Linked DNA regions of Homo sapiens: region 2 is linked to region 1. The links are chromatin loops, found by intact Hi-C in ENCODE. Cell type or tissue: dorsolateral prefrontal cortex. All regions are shown on one strand. Each heading gives the region's core, and the rest is flanking DNA. Links, peaks and the distances in the headings are about the cores only. Region 1 overlaps MIR3681HG (MIR3681 host gene). Region 2 overlaps MIR3681HG (MIR3681 host gene).

The links. A loop is a pair of places that touch in the nucleus more often than their neighbours do. Peaks named below come from ENCODE experiments on the same cell type or tissue, not always from the same donor. Only the 100,000 strongest peaks of a DNase experiment are listed, where the experiment ranks them.
Region 2: it touches region 1 in a loop (2.4-fold over the local background); 2 of 110 quality-filtered maps call a loop at or near these places.

The regions. Positions count from the first base shown.
Region 1 is chr2:12,163,365-12,171,891 of GRCh38, reverse strand. It overlaps MIR3681HG (MIR3681 host gene), which reads right to left. Exons shown (of 6, transcript NR_110196.1): 3 at 5,037-5,154. Among named protein-coding and RNA genes, the nearest start is that of MIR3681, 32 kb to the left of the region's middle. RefSeq lists an enhancer at 8,074-8,527. In dorsolateral prefrontal cortex, for the core only: a CTCF peak has its summit at 4,180; a DNase peak (open chromatin) is centred at 4,171; H3K27ac peaks cover 1,223 bases.
Region 2 is chr2:12,412,076-12,420,602 of GRCh38, reverse strand. All of the region lies in intron 4 of MIR3681HG (MIR3681 host gene), which reads right to left. Among named protein-coding and RNA genes, the nearest start is that of MIR3681, 220 kb to the right of the region's middle. RefSeq lists an enhancer at 7,688-7,737. In dorsolateral prefrontal cortex, for the core only: a CTCF peak has its summit at 3,851 (motif pointing left); a DNase peak (open chromatin) is centred at 3,805.

The sequences.
Region 1 (8,527 bases), core at 2,261-7,260:
AGGGCAGGGGGGTTTCTGCCGGGGAACACATGGATGTGCTGCAGAGGTCGATGCACCCCCATTCCACAGGAGGTCAATGTATCCCCATTCCACAGGAGGTCAATGCACCCCCATTCCACAGGAGGTTGATGCACCCCCATTCCACAGGAGGCCGATACACCCCCATTCCACAGGAGGTCGATGCACCGCCATTCCACAGGAGGTCAATGCACCCCCATTCCACAGGAGGGGGCACAGGAGCTCTGCACTTAAGTTCACACACTGCCAGAACTTTCCCTAAGTGTCCCTTTTATAATAAAACTGTAATCATAAAGTATAGTGTTTGCCTGAGTTCTGTGAGTTGTTCTAGCAAATTATCAAACCTGAGGGGGTCATGGGAACTGATGTGGTTTGGCTCTGTGTCCCCACCCAAATCTCATCTTTAATTGTAAACGCCACATGTCTAGGGAGGGGCCTGTAATCCCCACATGTGGAGGGAGAGAGGTGATTGGATTATGAGGGCAGCTTCCCCCATGCTGTTCTCATGATAGTGAGTGCATTCTCATGAGATCTGATGGTTTTATAAGGGGCTCTTACCTCTTGTCTCTCTCTCTCTCTCTTTCATCTGCCGCCATGTAGGATGTGCCTGCTTCCCCTTCCACCATAATTATAAGTTTCCTGAGGCCTCTCCAGTCATGTAGAACTTGAGTCAATTCAACCTCTTTTCCTCATAAACTACCCAGTGTCTAGTATGTCTAGATTCCATATGTCTAATCTAATACAGATTAGAGCAGTGTGAGAACAGACTAATACAGGAGCCCTTGAATTTATAACCAGTTGGATAGAAGTGCAATGGCCTGGAGACCCCCATAGTGTGGCTGGCATCTGGTCAGGGCAGTCTTGTGGAGGCCTAAGCCTTTGACATGTAGAGTCCTGCGCTAACTCCAGGTAGTTGGATCAGCATTGAATTGCAATCCACCCAGTTGGCATGGAAACAGGACGGAACCCTACTCCAAGCTCTAGATGTAGGAACAGTATTCTCAGCAGGTCAGGGGTCCCTCCTTTGTGTACCACTGTGCCCTGCCTGACTTCTACCTTAGTGCCTCTGATGTGCTTGGGAATTCATTTGTTTGAATGAATGTCTCTCCCACAAGACCCAGGCTTCTCATGGGAAAGGACCAGAGAGCGCTCAGGTCTCATGGAAGTTAAAGTCTTTTGAGGGAGTGTTTACGTTTAAGTGTTACATATAAGTGTTTTACAAAATCCTAAGACCGTGTGCCACATCACCAAGGCCCCTCTGCCTTGGAAGAGGCCAGGAGCGTGGTGAGGTACCCTGAAGCTCAAGCACCACTGGCCTCACGGCAAACCTGCTGTGTCCAGGCCCACATCTCATCCTCCCTGGCATCCGGCTCGCAGAAGACATTCTGAGCCCGTGTACCAATGAATGAAAGATTAAGTAATTCATCCACAAACACAGATCCAAGTAGGAGTAAGGCATTTCTTAACCTTAGACTTAAAAGATGATTTGATTCCTTCTGTTTAGATAACAAGGGCTTTTTTTTCCTTTGAGGTCTGACCTCACTTACTATTTTTGCCTGAGTCCCTGCAGTGGGACTGGGACGGACACACAGGCTGTGATGACAGGGTCTAAACACACAGGAGCCGGGGAAGCTGGTCATCTGGTCTTTGCAACCAGTTTAGAAAAATCCCCCAAGAAATTTGTGTTTCATTTCAAAGTTAAACCACTAAAGAATCAAAGAAGGGAGCTGAAATGCAAATTTAGGGCTCATTTTAACTTTAGGAGGATTTAAGGTCTTTGTCTCAGTGCCAAAAGCTTTCTCTTTGTGGAGAATCCAAGTCATTAGGTTGCCCTGGCATTTGCTGGGGTTTACAATAAAATAGTTAGAGGCTTTTTCACAGTCACCCAGCATTAGGAGACGTGTTGTGTGGCACGTCATGCCTCTCATACCACAAGGAATTCTGGAACCACTCCTCCCCTTCCTTCCTGCTGTCACTGCCCTGGTTTGGCCTCAGAAGCGGGTCTGAGATGAACAAAGAGGCACTGGATGTGAGATCACACCGACCTAAGTCCCTCTCTGACTGGCCCTGACGTACCAGCTGCGTCATTGAAACTTCTCTGAGCCTCTATTTATTTATAAGATCCCAGCATTCAGTAGCTGCCACCATCTTGGCATCTTCCCATACCCTGGGTACAATTTCAAGCTCCTTTTGTATGAAACAGGAATCCCAATTTTTCATCTCAGGTAGCTGAAGAGTGACATCTGAAGTGTCACTTAGAATCACTACCCTGGCTTCTATCTTCAGCTGCAGAGAAGACTGTGCTACCAAGAGGATAAATATGAAAGGGTCTCTCTCACCAGCCTGAAAACAGCCGGAAGGTACAGTCATGTGCCATGAAGGGCTCAATGGAGGTGGCTGGGTCATGCCAGGGTATGCAATTAGGAGCTGGAAACCATACAAAGATAAACTGAACAGGTCAGATGGTAAAATCAAGAGATGATGTACGAGATAGGAAACTATCTTCTGGTAGTCTCATGCCTCCCTAGGGAAGCATGAGACCTGTTTCGCCTCTAGGGAACCAGCAACTCATTACTGAATCACTAAAATGTTGTTGACGAACTCCTCAAGCCCCAGAAGGAAATGAGCTTATGTCCTTGCCCGTGTCTCCCTTTCATGCCTCTGAACCTCCTCCCCAGGCAGTTGATGAAATGGTCATTTGTACAGGGGTCACTGTGAGTTCAGAGCAGCCTGCAGTTCTCCAATTCACAGCAATAAGAGCTGGATGTGTTTCAATTAGGTTCACAAGACTATGAAGTCATCCTGGATCCCAATCAGCTGATTAAAAATAATCACATTGCATTTTCAGAGAACTTGAGTATTTTGAGGATAGGAAAGAGTCTAATTATTTTTCTATATGATTGCCTCATTCTAACTATTCCACAGTGGCAATGGAAACTAATGTTTTCCAGCACCTCCCATTGACTAGGCCCCTTGCTAGTTGTTTTTCCTGTGTTACTTCCTCTTATCCTGACATCAAACCTTGAAGGCAGAATCATCATCTCCATTTTAGAGATAAAGAGACTGCAATTTAACATGCAAAGCTTAAGGTGACTTCCCTACACCTGTACAGTCAGGACAGTCTGGTTCTAATCTTGGAACTTAATCTGTTCAACTCCGAATCGGATCCAGCCAGGGCCTAAAGTTCACCTTCTTCTCTCTGGGCCCCCTGTGGCCTTCTTTCCTTCGGATCTGACTTTCCCAGAGACCACGTGAAGTGGTCAGGCAGAGCTCGTGCAGCTCCAGTCCAGGCTGAGAAGAGCACAGGCTGAGTAGTGGCTGTCATCATGTTCAGGCTAGGCTGGTTCAGCTTGATCAATGTCAACAGGATTTCCAAAGTCAGAAGTGCCCTAGGCACCAGGTGAATTGACATGGTTCAGCTCTTCAGAAGATAGCTGTGCTCTCATTTTGCTCAGGGCCAGTATGCTGCTATTACTGCGTTAATTTCCTGCTGGCTCTATTTTCCTATCCACCTTGCAGTTTTAGAATATGTCCCTCAAAAGAAATAGACACAAGTGTTCTCAGATTCTCAGTAAAATCTCACCTTGGGGTTTCAGCTTTCCAGGATGGCGCCGCTCACACCATTCCTTCTCCTGGAATGCCTGTTCAGTCATCTGCTTTTCCACCTGACGTAGTCTTGTTCCTCAAGATGCTCCTTCCCCCAGAAAGCCTGAACTGATGTCCTTGGCTAGGTGTGACCTTTGTTTCTCTGACCTTTGACATCTGCCTCTCTGGTGGCACTTAGCGCAGTGCCTTGGGGCCTTGGTTTACTCTTGGGGGCTGGGGGCTCCTTCCTGTCTTTCTCCCTCATGTATCCCTCCGTTCCTTGAACATCCTGCCTGAGATAACACCTAAAGCAAGGGCTGTGCATGGAAAAAGACACACATTACACTCAATCGTTCCACTTCATGCAAGTCCCTTGGTTCTCTCACTCAGGATCTGCAACTGCCCGCCTCCCAGTGTGTTGTAAAGATGAATTTTGTTATGTGTCTGTATACCGTATGCACAATGACCACTCACTCCTGGCCAGTCACAGTGCCTAGAATACAGCAGGTCACTGTGCACAATGAGCCATTGTCTCCTCAGACAAGGACCCTGTTTCAGCCCTGCCAGTGGTCTCTGCTGCCCCCTGGGGCAGCCCTCTGAGGTCGTCAGGAGACGGTGCTAGACGGCCTGTGCAGGCAGGACCCAGGGCAGGCAGTTCACCCTCGGCTTTGGGTAGCTGAGAAGTTTATTTTCTCCCTAAATCAGGAGGCACTAGAGGGTGAGCCACACTAATCAAGCTCGTGGGTAACTGAAACAAAACAAAAGAGGTGCCTTACGCAAATTTCTCACCTTCTACTGAAGAACAGACTTCTAGCCTGAGATTCTCTGTGGACACTGTTGGACTGTCCTTCTCCCGATAGTGAGAAATGCACTAAGCATCAGGAGCATTCTTAGGAAGGCCAGAGCTACAGCAATGGGCTTGGAGTGACCCCATGGGTCAGTATCATCCAGAGATCGCTTATCACTAAGCCAACTTCTGTTGGCTCTGCAGGCAGCCTACTCTGGTGGGCATCTCCGGACCTTTTAACCAATGCTTACCAGTTTCCTAACATGCTTTATCAATTATCAATGTGACAATCCTCTGAGCAATTGTTGATTGCAGACATATTTTAATTTCTGAGATAAGAGATTTCCTTATGCTTCATTTTAAATGACTAATAATTAACAAATGACTGATATTCACAGATTGTTTTCCTATTCATAAAATGCTTTCACAGACATTGCATTTAACTGTCCTACCATGCTGTGACGAGGGGAATATTGTTCCATTTAACAGATAAAGAAATTAAAGCCAGTGGCCTGCATTCACTCCAAAGCCACTAGCTCAGGAAGAATAAAACCAGGTTTCAAGTCCAAGTCCTTTGACTCCAAATACTGTGTTCTTTCTATTAATTATATTTATAAAATACATCTTTGTTTTCATAGTGCTTTACCTGGTTCTCCAACAACCCTGAGGTGTTGCATCCTGTCTGTTTCAGCGTGTGAGCTCCAGGAGAGAGCAGACGCTCCATGAAGCAGGGCTCTGTCTGTCTGTTGATTGCTCTAGGGGTTCTGAAAATAAGAATTGCTTAATAAATGTTTTATGAATAAAAGGGTGAAAAGTACAGAGAGATAAATTACATGTCCCAAACTGCAGAGCTAATAGGAGCTAAAGTTCGGAATTGAGCCCTCTTTTTCTGTGTGGGTGTTTTGATTTTGGTCTTTTTGAGACAGGGTCTCTGTCACCCAGGCTGGAGTGCAGACGGACGTGTGATGGTTAACACTGAGTGTCAACTTGATTGGATTGAAGGATACAAAGTATTGATCCTGGGTGTGTCTGTGAGGATGTTGCCCAAAGAGATTAACATTGGAGTTAGTGGTCTGGGAAAGGCAGATCCAACCTTAACCTGGGTGAGCACAATCGAATCAGCTGCCAGTGAGGCTAGAATATAAGCAGGCAGAAAAATGTGAAAAGAGAGACTGGCCTAGCCTCCTAGCCTACATCTTTCTCCCCTGCTGGATGCTTCCTGCCCTCAAACATTGGACTCCAAGTTCTTCAGTTTTGGAGCTTCGACTGGCTCTCCTTGCTCCTCAGCCTGCAGACGGCCTATCGTGGGACCTTGTGATCGTGTGAGTTAATACCTAATAAACTCCCCTTTACATATCTATCCCATTAGTTCTTCCCTCTAGAGAACCCTAATACAGGTAGTGTCATCACAGCACACTACAGCCTTGACCTCCCACGCTCAAGCAATCTTCCTGCCTCAGCCTCAGCCTCCCAAGTAGCTGGGACTATAGGCACATGCCACCAAGTGTAACTAATATTCTTTTCTTTTCTTTTTTTTTTTTTGGAAAGATAGAGTCTATATTATGCTTCCCAGGCTGGTGTTGAACCCCTGAACTCAAGCGATCTTCCCACTTCTGCCTCCCAAAGTGCTGGGGTTACAGGTGTGAGCCACCCTGCCTGGTTGACCTTGATTTCTTGATCTAAGTCTAATTACATTCCCAAATCAACATTCTGCCATATAAATGGAATACTAGATCATTTCCCCTATTATTGGAAGCAACACTCAGCTTTACATATTATCTCAAGGGAAAAAAGTCAGGAAATTAAAGCTGATTGCTTTCATGTGCACCATATCCAGTAATTCCCAAGTCACCCCAAAGGAAGAGAGTATCCTTTTTGTACAGACAACTAAATAAAATCTTACAGAAGTCATATAACTTGTCCAAAATCACAATGGAGGAACACACGTGTGTCAGGATACCTGATTGAAATAATATTCATGACAGCTACTGCGGTGAACAAGCTGAGAGGAAAATGTGCAAGGGACTAGAACACTACTGTGTTTTGTGCCAGTGCTCACCTGTAGGTGACTTTGCTTCCTTCATTTAAAAAAAAAATTATTAACAGATTAGGTAGTAGGACTAGCCACCACTAAGCTATTAGAGAAGCATGACTAATGTGCAATGATGGAAAAGATGGTGTGTAGCAAAAGTTTCAGAGTACCATGATAATTCAAGGAAAGGAGAATTCCCGAAGATGTGCAATCGTTAGGGAAGGCTTTGTAGAGACCATGAGATTCAAGGTCACCAAATTGGAATAATGAAAAGCTTCTTCTTCTACCACTTACTGCCCGTGACATGAATAAATAACTTAACCTCACTTATCCCCAGCAAAATGGGGATGATTAGAGTCTGCCTTATATAGCAGCCTGCCTTACAGTAGAATAAATGAGATGATCTTAGAGAGCACTCAGCTTTGTACCAAGCACACCATCAGGACTCAATCCATGCTATCTATAAGAATAATCACAGCAAGCACCACATCAATAGCATCCAGGTTCAGAGCCGAAGCTCTTTCTCCCACCTCTATTTCAAAAAAAATACCCAGGGATCTTATGAGTCCTTTCTTAACCACTTCAGAGAGGAGTGAACAGCCTCCTCCTCCGCATTGCTGTTACCCGTGTTGGTGTTAGGTTCTCTTCTGATACCTGCATATGGGCCTCTGCCCCATCCGAGGTCTTCCTGCTTGTCTCATACATCTCTCCATCCTCAGTGCCAGTGCAGGGTCTGGCACATGTTAAATACTCAGTGGATGGTTGGCAAATACGCTAGGGATTTAGAGATAGGAAATGGACCTTAATTTTACAGAATTCACAGTGTAAATTTCAGATTATCCAAATAGCGATTTAGTCTATAAATATTCAGGGAGCACCTACCAAAGTACTAGCCCAGGTGCTCATATTCTGGAGCTAAAATTCTGTTTGCTTTCTCAGAAAAAGAGTCTTAGCCAGTGGAAGGACCAGACAAATAAACCAATAATTGCATCACATTACAGAGCTTTGAGCCCTCCAGATACCCCAGTCTCCTGACAAACAGAGGAATCCAAATGATGGCCAAACCCTTAGGCCATCATTACATGAACCATTTCATCTATTTTCTAAAGCTGCCATCATTCTGCACAAGGAGAACAGAATTGTTATTGAATATGACTGTGGCTAAGTCTCAGCTGGGGCAAAGGAAGACCTAGAAAAGCAAGAGTGACCCAGCCTCCACGGGAGTAACAGCAATGTCACAGGCCCATGTTAGCATGTGTGAGCGCAGGCATGTCAGGAGCTAAGCTGAGATCCAGGAGCAAGAGAAGGCCAAAGCCCCAGGGAGGTATCAGTGGGGGGCGAGCTCTTGAGAATGAGCGTGCAAGCTTTAGTGTAGCAAGAAGCTAGGGCCCAGTAGAGAAAGGGGAGTAGAAATAACCTCAACAGCTTTCTGCCTCTGCGCCTCTGGCTTGGCCAGCTCGGTGCCCAGGACCACCTGCCACACAGCAGGTTGCCGTGAGCCAGAGCATCCTAAATGAGGCGAAGTCTAAAGAACATGTTTTTGCAATTCTGAGATCGGTCGGGGACAGGGTGTTTCCGGTATTGAGCGGTTCAGACAGTGGAAGGCTGGCCGGGGGATAAAAGGAGAGATGTGTCACAAGAGAGGAGAGCACAGCACGATGGGGGGCAGCAAGGATGGACCCAGCTACTGCATGGCTGGAGGTGGCCGAGGGCAGGCAGGAGATGCAGTGGAGGAGGGACTGAAACTGAGAGGAAGGGGAATGAAGGAGGGGAAAGAGAATCTCCTACAGGAAAATGGGAACCAGATGATCCAAGCCCCTGGGGTACAAGCAAACATGGTCTATGACATGCAGGTAGGCAGCCCCCCACTGCAGTGTGGGGCCGTGAAGGGCACAGTGGAGACCAGACCAGGATAGCCCCAAGCCTGGGGGTGGGTCGCGTGCTCGCTGCCAATATTGGAATTCGTCCTGTGGGCTGTGAGCGTCCTAGCATTGATCACAACATTACAGAGAGTTTCCTTTCATCGCGTGAACCGTTGCCTTTCTTCCCTTTCCCCAAGAATGTAAGTGCTATGAGAGTTTTGACCAAACCTGACACATAGCACG
Region 2 (8,527 bases), core at 1,168-6,167, 250 kb before region 1:
GACCCGGGCTGTTGCATGATCTGCCAACTCTTAGATACAACATCCTGACAAGTAGCCTGCAAGGTTACCAAGGTAAAGGAGAAATGGAGGCAGTATACTGGTTCTCAGCTCTCTCAGCCCAGAAGTGATGGGAGTCACTTCTACTCAACGTTCGTTGGCAATAACGCCATTCCCTGCAAGGGAGACTCGGAAATGACAGGGAACAACAAAGTTTGGTTAGCACTGTGTCTATCACACTAGATCACACAGGAACAGGACAAGAGGCTTCAACTTGACCCACTAGTGGCTTTCCAGCTATTTTGTTAAACAACAGAATCCATTCTTCAAATTAAATATAATACACAAATAAAGCAGAAATAGAGCTTTTCTGGTTGAAATGGGGGCACAGAGAGAAAGATCCACAACCTGCTTACTCAACGAACCCTCCCACACCATCTCTGTACCTTACACATTCCTCCAAGGAATCCAGAACTCCTCAAAGCACAGAGCTAGGACCACTACCATAAACTATCCATTGGCCCTGGAGACTGTAAGCAGGAAAGTAACACAACCACAGTTTCCCTTTACAAAGATAACCTTGCCACAGTTGTGTGAGGGTGGCAGGAAGCGGTGGATTGGACTGTAGGCATACAGTACATGTGTCAAGATGAGAGGCTGGAACAGGTTCCCAGGCTGCTGGGGTCATTCCAGATGAGAGGATGAAGGCCTGAACCATGTCACAATGGGACTCAGTGGTATGCCTTCCCAATTTCTTCTAGTTCAGAATTCTGACTGTTTCTCAGTCTGATCTAGCTTCGCCTTTATATAGGTTGAAGTTATTCCAACTTTCCTTGTAATACTGACCTAGGCCTATTACAGGAGTTCGCAAATTGTTTCTACAAAGGGCCAGGAAGTACATATTCCAGGCTTGCAAACCATTTGGTGTCTACAGAAACTACTCCACTCTGCTGTTGCAGAGCAAAAGCCAGCTGTATGACAATATGCAAACAAATGGGCATGGCTGTGTTCCAATAAAACTTTATTTATCAACACTGAAATTTGAATTTCATGTAATTCCCACGTCATGAAACCTTATTTTTTAAAAAATTTGTTTTCAGTCATTTAAAACCATGAAAAAACAGTCTTGGCTAATAGTCTAGCCTTAGCTAATAGGTCATATAAAGGCAGGCTATGGGCCAGATTTGGCCTGTGGTGAGTATTATGCTGACCTCTGGTCTATTATGTTGAGTGATTATATCTATTATTAGGAATAGGATTTATATTCATAGAGATGGTTTTCTTTTTCTTTTCTATTTTAAAATGGCATACATTATAATGAAATGAAAATAAAGGTATGAAACTAATGCTTTCCATAGAACATAGAATTCAGAGTTTAAAAAAAAAACAGAAACAAACAAATCTCTGGAAATTATTGCCAGTCAATGATTTAGTCAATGTGAGTGTATTTTAATTTTATACCACCCCCCAGCACAGTTTAGAGCAAAGTCACACAATTAAAATAAATAAAGCAATATAAAACAAGGCTGGAAGGCCCTTCTGTTCCTGGATTCCTTCTTGCCTCTGTGATAGAAACCCAGAAATAAAGATGCTCTTCCTCAGGGCACCACCCGCTAAGGAGGCCACCAGTTAATGTGCGAATTACCAGAATCATCAAACTGATAGAAAATTTGGCCTTCTGAAGGCAAAGAAAACAATTTTGTGAAATGTTCCCTTCCCAGAAGTCATCCTATCCCTTAAATTACACTGAACAAACATACCAACTAAAGCACCTGATGAAATTATTTGCTCTTAAAACATTTTCTTCCCCATTTTTAAAGTAATGCAGGCTTATTTTAAATAATCTGTAAAGTGACCTAAAGGTACAATGATGAGAGTAAATGTCACCCCAAATCTCAGAACCCAGAGACAACCATGTAAACCAGAGGGCATTTCTTTAACATGATGAGTATCATTCTGAATCTACATATTTTCAGCCTGTTATTTTTGTTGTTGCTATTGTTGTTTGTTTGTTTGAGATGGAGGTTCCCTGTTGTTGCCCAGGCTGGAGTGTAATGGTGCAATCTCGGATCGCTGCAACCTCCGCCTCCCAGGTTCAAGTGATTCTCCTGTCTCAGCCTCCTAGGTAGCTGGGACTACAGGTGCACACCACCATGCCTGGCAATTTTTTTTTTTTTTTTTTGTATTTTTAGTTAGTTAGAGACGGGGCTTCACCATGTTGGCCAGGGTGGCCTCAAACTCCTGATCTCAGGTGATCTGCCCACCTCAGCCTCCCAAAGTGCTGGGATCACAGCAGTGAGCCACACAATGTTTGGCCTGTTTTGTTTTTTGTTTTTAACTCAGCATTATACTCTGAACATTTTCCCACATCATTAAAGAGCCCTTGGACTTTTTTTTCATTGACCACATAATTTTGAACAGATATATTTTTATTTAATTAACTGATGTAATGGAAATGACCTTTCATTAAGGATCATGCTTTCAGCCAACAAATATTTGCTGCACGTCTGCTTGATGCCAGACACTGGCTTAGACACCAAGGGCTGACATGAGCACATGGTCTCTGTTCTCATGGAGCTGACATCATAAGCATCTTTTATGTGTAAACCCCACGCTAGATCCCTGTGGTGCTGAAATGAATAAAGCCCAGTCTCTGCTCCCTGGGAACTCTCGGTTAGGGAGGGAGACAGGCAGTTGAACCTACAACAATTACCCGACATTGTGATATGAAGAATGAGGCCCTGCACGTACAAAGATGGAGGGAATGCATCTATGGGGGAGGGGCAGGAGGGAGGGCAGAACCTCTGCAGAACAAACGCTTAGTTTTAACATCATTATTTCGACAGATGTTGGTTCTAGTCCAAAGTATCTATACACCGACCATGCTGTGACTAATTAATGTCACTCTGCCCAAGTGAGTCTGGCCTAGTTAGTCACTTAAAGAGAACTTAGCATTGACGACTTACTGAGTTACCAGAGCAATGAAGATACAGATTCTCCCATCAGAAGACATAGGGAAGTAGCAGCATTGTCCAGTGGAAAATACTTTCGGTCAGGATCTAACTGCCTTAAACCCTGGTCTCAGTCCAGCCCCTGACCTGCTCTAGGAAGTGTCCAGGAGAATTGTCATAGCTAATCCCCATAGCACCTTCCTCACAGTGGAGGTAATGGCATCCATAATCCCTAAGATACAGCCAATGTTTTCTATGGTCAGTCATGTCGGCAGATCAGGCTCTCCTCCGGAGAAGGTGCCGGCTCTGCCTAGGACAGAAGAGATTCTCTCTAACTGTGTGTTTAATTAATTAGCATAATCTTCACCCAGATCCCTGTCTGTAAATTTCTTTATTATTATTATTGCTGCTGTTGTCATACGATATATGTTCTCAGTGCAATCTCGGTTTTCATTAACCCAGTACACTGGTTCCACACTCTGCCAATTGCCAACACAGAGGACGTCCTAACCCACATGGCTGTTAACTCATGTCTCTTTCATTGTGTATTTTTCTGGCTAAGTTTTTGGACCCAAAAACAGTCAGTTTTGCTGTAACATTTGTTTTGAAACTCTGCACTTCTTTCGGTGTAATCAGTATATTAGGAAACAGTTTGAGCACAATGTAAATATATCTTTGCAATGAATTATTTCATCTGCTAGAAACTGCATACGGCTGACCCCGGGGTTCCTAGGAATATGCAAAACACACACACACCTCCATGCCTCTACCGGCTACCGCAGATCACTGGGTGTGTTATGAGCCACACCCATTCACATCTGGTTTTAGAACTTTCTCTCTGATTTCTGATCAACCCCAGTCTCCACTTCACAGGGACTCCCAAGCTGCCCCCTGCTGGCACCCACTTCCACAAGCAAACTCCAGGTCTTCTGCAAGGAAAATGCCATGTTTATTCTGGTATCTAAGTATATCTTAACCATTTAACACGCGCACAACTCCACTACTGTTTTTATTAGATGACTTTCTTTGTGATTGTGTGTCATTGATCAAGTTTTTTAGTGTTGTAACCCCATTTTTTCCATAAGTCTTGTGTTTTTTCTGGCATACTTTCCCGCAGTGCTGTAATTTATAGAAACACATATGTTGTGTTAGAGCAGACCTTACCGTAGAGGACTTTGTGTTCTCCCCTTACTATTTTATCTTGCTGGACTTGCCATTGAGATCGATCATGCTATTTTTATAACGTTGGATCAAGTGTTCCAAACAAGTGTTTTATTCTAATTTTACAGGTGAATTATCTGAGGCTTAAGGACAGTAAAGTCTAGCTTAACTCTTCATGAGTGAGTGGTACAATAAGATGATAATTACCTTGTGTTTCTTGATCCAGGGGAAGCAGCATGTTGCTGTATAAAGAGGGTGGTCTTTGGATGGGGCACATCTAGATTTGAATTTCAGCTTCATAAAATCTTTCAATGTGAGTGCCTTCAGTAAACTACTCAGATCTCCAAACCTCATTCTCCTTGAGTATAAACATCAGGAAGTTGACATTCACTTCTGAGAAGTACTCTGGAAATTAAGCCACAAAATGTAAGGAAAATGTGAATCTAATGCCTTGGGCAAGGCAGACATATTTGCTCTTTCCTCTTTCCTTTGTATAATAATACCAGATTGCATAATTCAGGGTTATCCAGAGAAACAGAACCAATAGAAGGCACATATGTATGTGTGTATATATACATATACATACACACACACACATATATACACACACACATACACACACATATATGTGTGTGTGTATGTGTATATACGTATGAATACACACATTCATTATATATATGTGTCTATATATATGTATGTATACACACAGACATGTCATATTTATAATGGGAATTGGTTCACACAATTATGAAGGCCAAGAAGTCCCACCATCTGCCATCTGCAAGCTGGAGAACCAAGAAAGATGGTGATGTAATTTAGTTCAGATAAGAAGGCCGAGAACCAGAAGTGCCAAAGTCTGAGGATGGGAAGAGATGACTGTCCCAACTCACACACAGTGAACTGACCTTTCTTCTGCCTTTTTGTTTTGTTAAGGTCCTCAACACGTTAGCTGGTACCAACCTACACTGGTGAGAGTGGGTCTTCTTCACTCAGTCTACTGATTCAAATGCTGACCTCTTCTGGAAATACCCTCACAGACACACCCAGCAGTAATGTTTTACCTGCCCAGCTATCTGGGCAGTTCTTAGCCCAGTCAAGTTGACACATTAAAATTAACACACAGGTAAATGTTATTGGGCACTTATTTTAACATAAGTGCCTACTAGCTTATTGGGCACTGAAGAAACTGTTCTAAGCACTTCTGTATATTAACTAATTTAACCTTGATAACAACCCTATTCAGAAGAGTTCATTAGTATTCGTTTTTCACAGATGAGTAAATGCATGCACAGAAAGGTCAGGTGATTTGCTTAAGGTCAAGTAGCTAGTGTGCCAGTTATTAAGTTATGGACTCTCAGCTCTAAACCCACCCTTCTGTACGCTGCTTTGTGGAGCTGGGGACGAGGTTCAGAAAAGCACATTTTTGCCTTGCCAACTGGATTCCCATTATGCTCTACAAGGCTGGAGGGACGTGGCCCTTTCTGTTTGTTGCTTGCCTCACTTTCCATGCATGTGCTATTCCCCCATTAATGCTTGTTCTCCCTGCCAGGAGCAATTTTTTCCAGCTGCAGTAGCTGAACCCACTTTACAGTTTTTTTCACCACTTGCAGGACAAGCTCAATCGTATGCCCCCAAAGCAACACCAGCCGGCCAGCCGTCTTCTCAGAGGTCTCTGTTTTTGTTCCAAGGGGCCCTCTACTAAGGTTCAAAGATTTAACCAACTCACACTCATTTTGTTCCCTCAGTCGTAGGGGCTGTCATGTGTCCTGCAGTTGCTACCTCTGTGATACCTTTGAGATTTCTTCTTACACTTTCAGTTACCTAATTAACAACTTTATACCTCTTTAACAATAATTCCTATTAAATTCTCTCTGATGATTGAAATAGTCTGTGGGCTCTGCATCTTGGCGGCCCCCTGACCAATGCATCTGGGAAGAGGCAGAAACAGAACACTATACCAGCAGCTGTGTGCAGGAGTAGACCATTATTATATACAGCCTCTCAGCTATTATTACATAATTACATATCCATACACAGCAGCTATTATCTTTGTGTGTCTGTTTGATTGATTTTTTTGACACAGGGTCTCACTCTATCACCCCGGCTGTAGTGCAGTGGCAAGATCATGGCTCCCTGCAGCCTTGACCTCCCAGGATCGGGTAATCCTCTCACCTCAGCCTCTCAAGTAGCTAAGACTAGAGGTATGTGCCACCATACCCAGCTAATTGCAGTAGTTATTATCTTTAGTACAAACTGACTTATGACGTAGCTGGCCAATGTTGTACTGTCAGCTCTGATGTTCTAGAGTTACAAGAAGCTAAGTACTTCAAACTTCCATGGGACCTGACTTCTAGGGACCAGTGGAAACTGACCACTAGCCTCTTCTTGTGGCCCACTGACCACTAAACGAAAGAGAAAAGAGGCAAGGAAAGCTAATAGACAGAAGATGTCCATATTTGACCCACTGAAGTTTTCTCTGGAATTCTGCACTTCCACATAGAGTAAAGGACAGAGTATTCTCCCTGGAATCTGCTAGTCCATAGCCTTGTAGAATGTCTGAGTTGGAAAGGACCCCAGAAAGCACTCAATTCAAAGCTCCCATTTTAAAAATGAGTACATTGAGGCCCAAAGAAAAGGGCTAGCCCCAAATCACACAGTGAGTTAGTGCTGGTGCCCAGACCAGAACACAGGTCTCCTGATTCCTGATCTTTCCATGGGTAAGCTTCTATGCTTTTCCTAGAGATCATGGTCACTTCTCTGAAATCTGACCTCTGCAGATAAGAATTCCCTTGCTTCTCCCTCATTCCTGTTCCTAGAAACCTGGAGAAATGGGAGTAGGAGAGGTTTTTTCCTCTGGTCTCATTCTTTATGGCTTCTGCCTCCTCTCAGGGCTGTAAGGTAACGACGATGAAGTGAGTGAGTGAGTTTGGCAAGGGCAGGGTGCGATCCCATCTTTACTTACAATGTTGATATTTTCTTCACCATTGGATATTTTTACAAAAATTCTGATTTTTAAAATATTGCACTAAAATATTATTTATCAGGACCGCTGAGTGTTTTGGTGCCTCTTTATATTTTGCTCCCCTGGTGAGTGCCTTTCTGGTCACCTCCTTGACCTGTCCCACCCTCCGTTCCTGCCCTTTGACTACATCCCCAGTCAGGTCAGTTTTTGCCACTTTGTAACCATTTTCTGACGCATGGTCCCCTTTCTGTAATACCGGAAGCATTCCTACTGATAACACAGATGATGAGTAACATGAACAACGACCACCCAGGGCCAGCTGATAGAGATTCAAGATAAAACAGGGGAATTCCTGACTTTGATGAAATGGATGCTGTGGTGCAGTGGAGCAGCATAGGCTTTGAAGTCAGAGGCACTGGGGTTTCAGTCCTGATCACACCACTTAGCAGCTGTGTGAGGAGCAGTGACTGATTGTCTGTGATCTGAAAGCAGTGGATACCCAGACATGAGCAGAGCCTACTTCCTGTTCCTACAGCAGGCACAATCCAGATGGAGGACATTGTTTGTTTCTCTGGGCCTTGTTTTCTGTAACTGAAAGTGAAAATAGCATCATCTCACAGTGAGGATTAAATATGATTCTTTACATGAAATTGCCTAGCATAATGTGGGTGCCCAGTTAAAATGTGCCTCTGCACAAGTAAATACAATCTTCACTGGAAAATTCTTGTTGACAGGAGCCATCACAATGCATACTCTTTCACTATTGAGATCCATCTTCATACAGCTACTTTTCCTAATTTAAGAAGACCCAGAAAAAAAAATTACTGAAAACTTTTCAATGGATGCCTCAATATTTAAAACAATTAAGGAGGAAGACACATTTCTTTCAGCTGCACTCAAGTCCTTCAGATTTTCATGTAGCAATTTTCATTCCAATGCCCCTGGTCCTTTGAATTTGCATTTTTACAGCAGAATCTTTGTGCTTCCTCACACCTTTCTACCACTGAACTTAGTCTTCATCCTTTAGTTCAACAATGGCCTTGAGTATGCCTTCTCATAAAGGGGTCAAGAATGACCTGAGGCCAGGTGCGGGTGGCTCATGCCTATAATCCAAGCATTTTGGGAGGCTGAGGTGGGAGGATCACTTGACTACAGGAGCTCAATACCAGCCTGGGTAACATAAAAAGACTCTGTCTCTACATTAAAAAAAAATTATCAGGGCATGGTGGCATGTGCCTGTAGTCCCAGCTACTCAGGAGGCTAAGGTGGAAGGATCACTTGAACCCCTGAGGTCAAAGCTGCAGTGAACTATGATCATTCCACTGCACTCAGACTGGGCAATAGGGTGAGATCAAGTCTCAAAAAAAAAAAAAAAAGAAGAATGTGAGAGCTATTTTGCACACTTCTGGTGTTGTGATTGCAGTATTTATCTGAAAATAATGTGGGAGCAACCTCT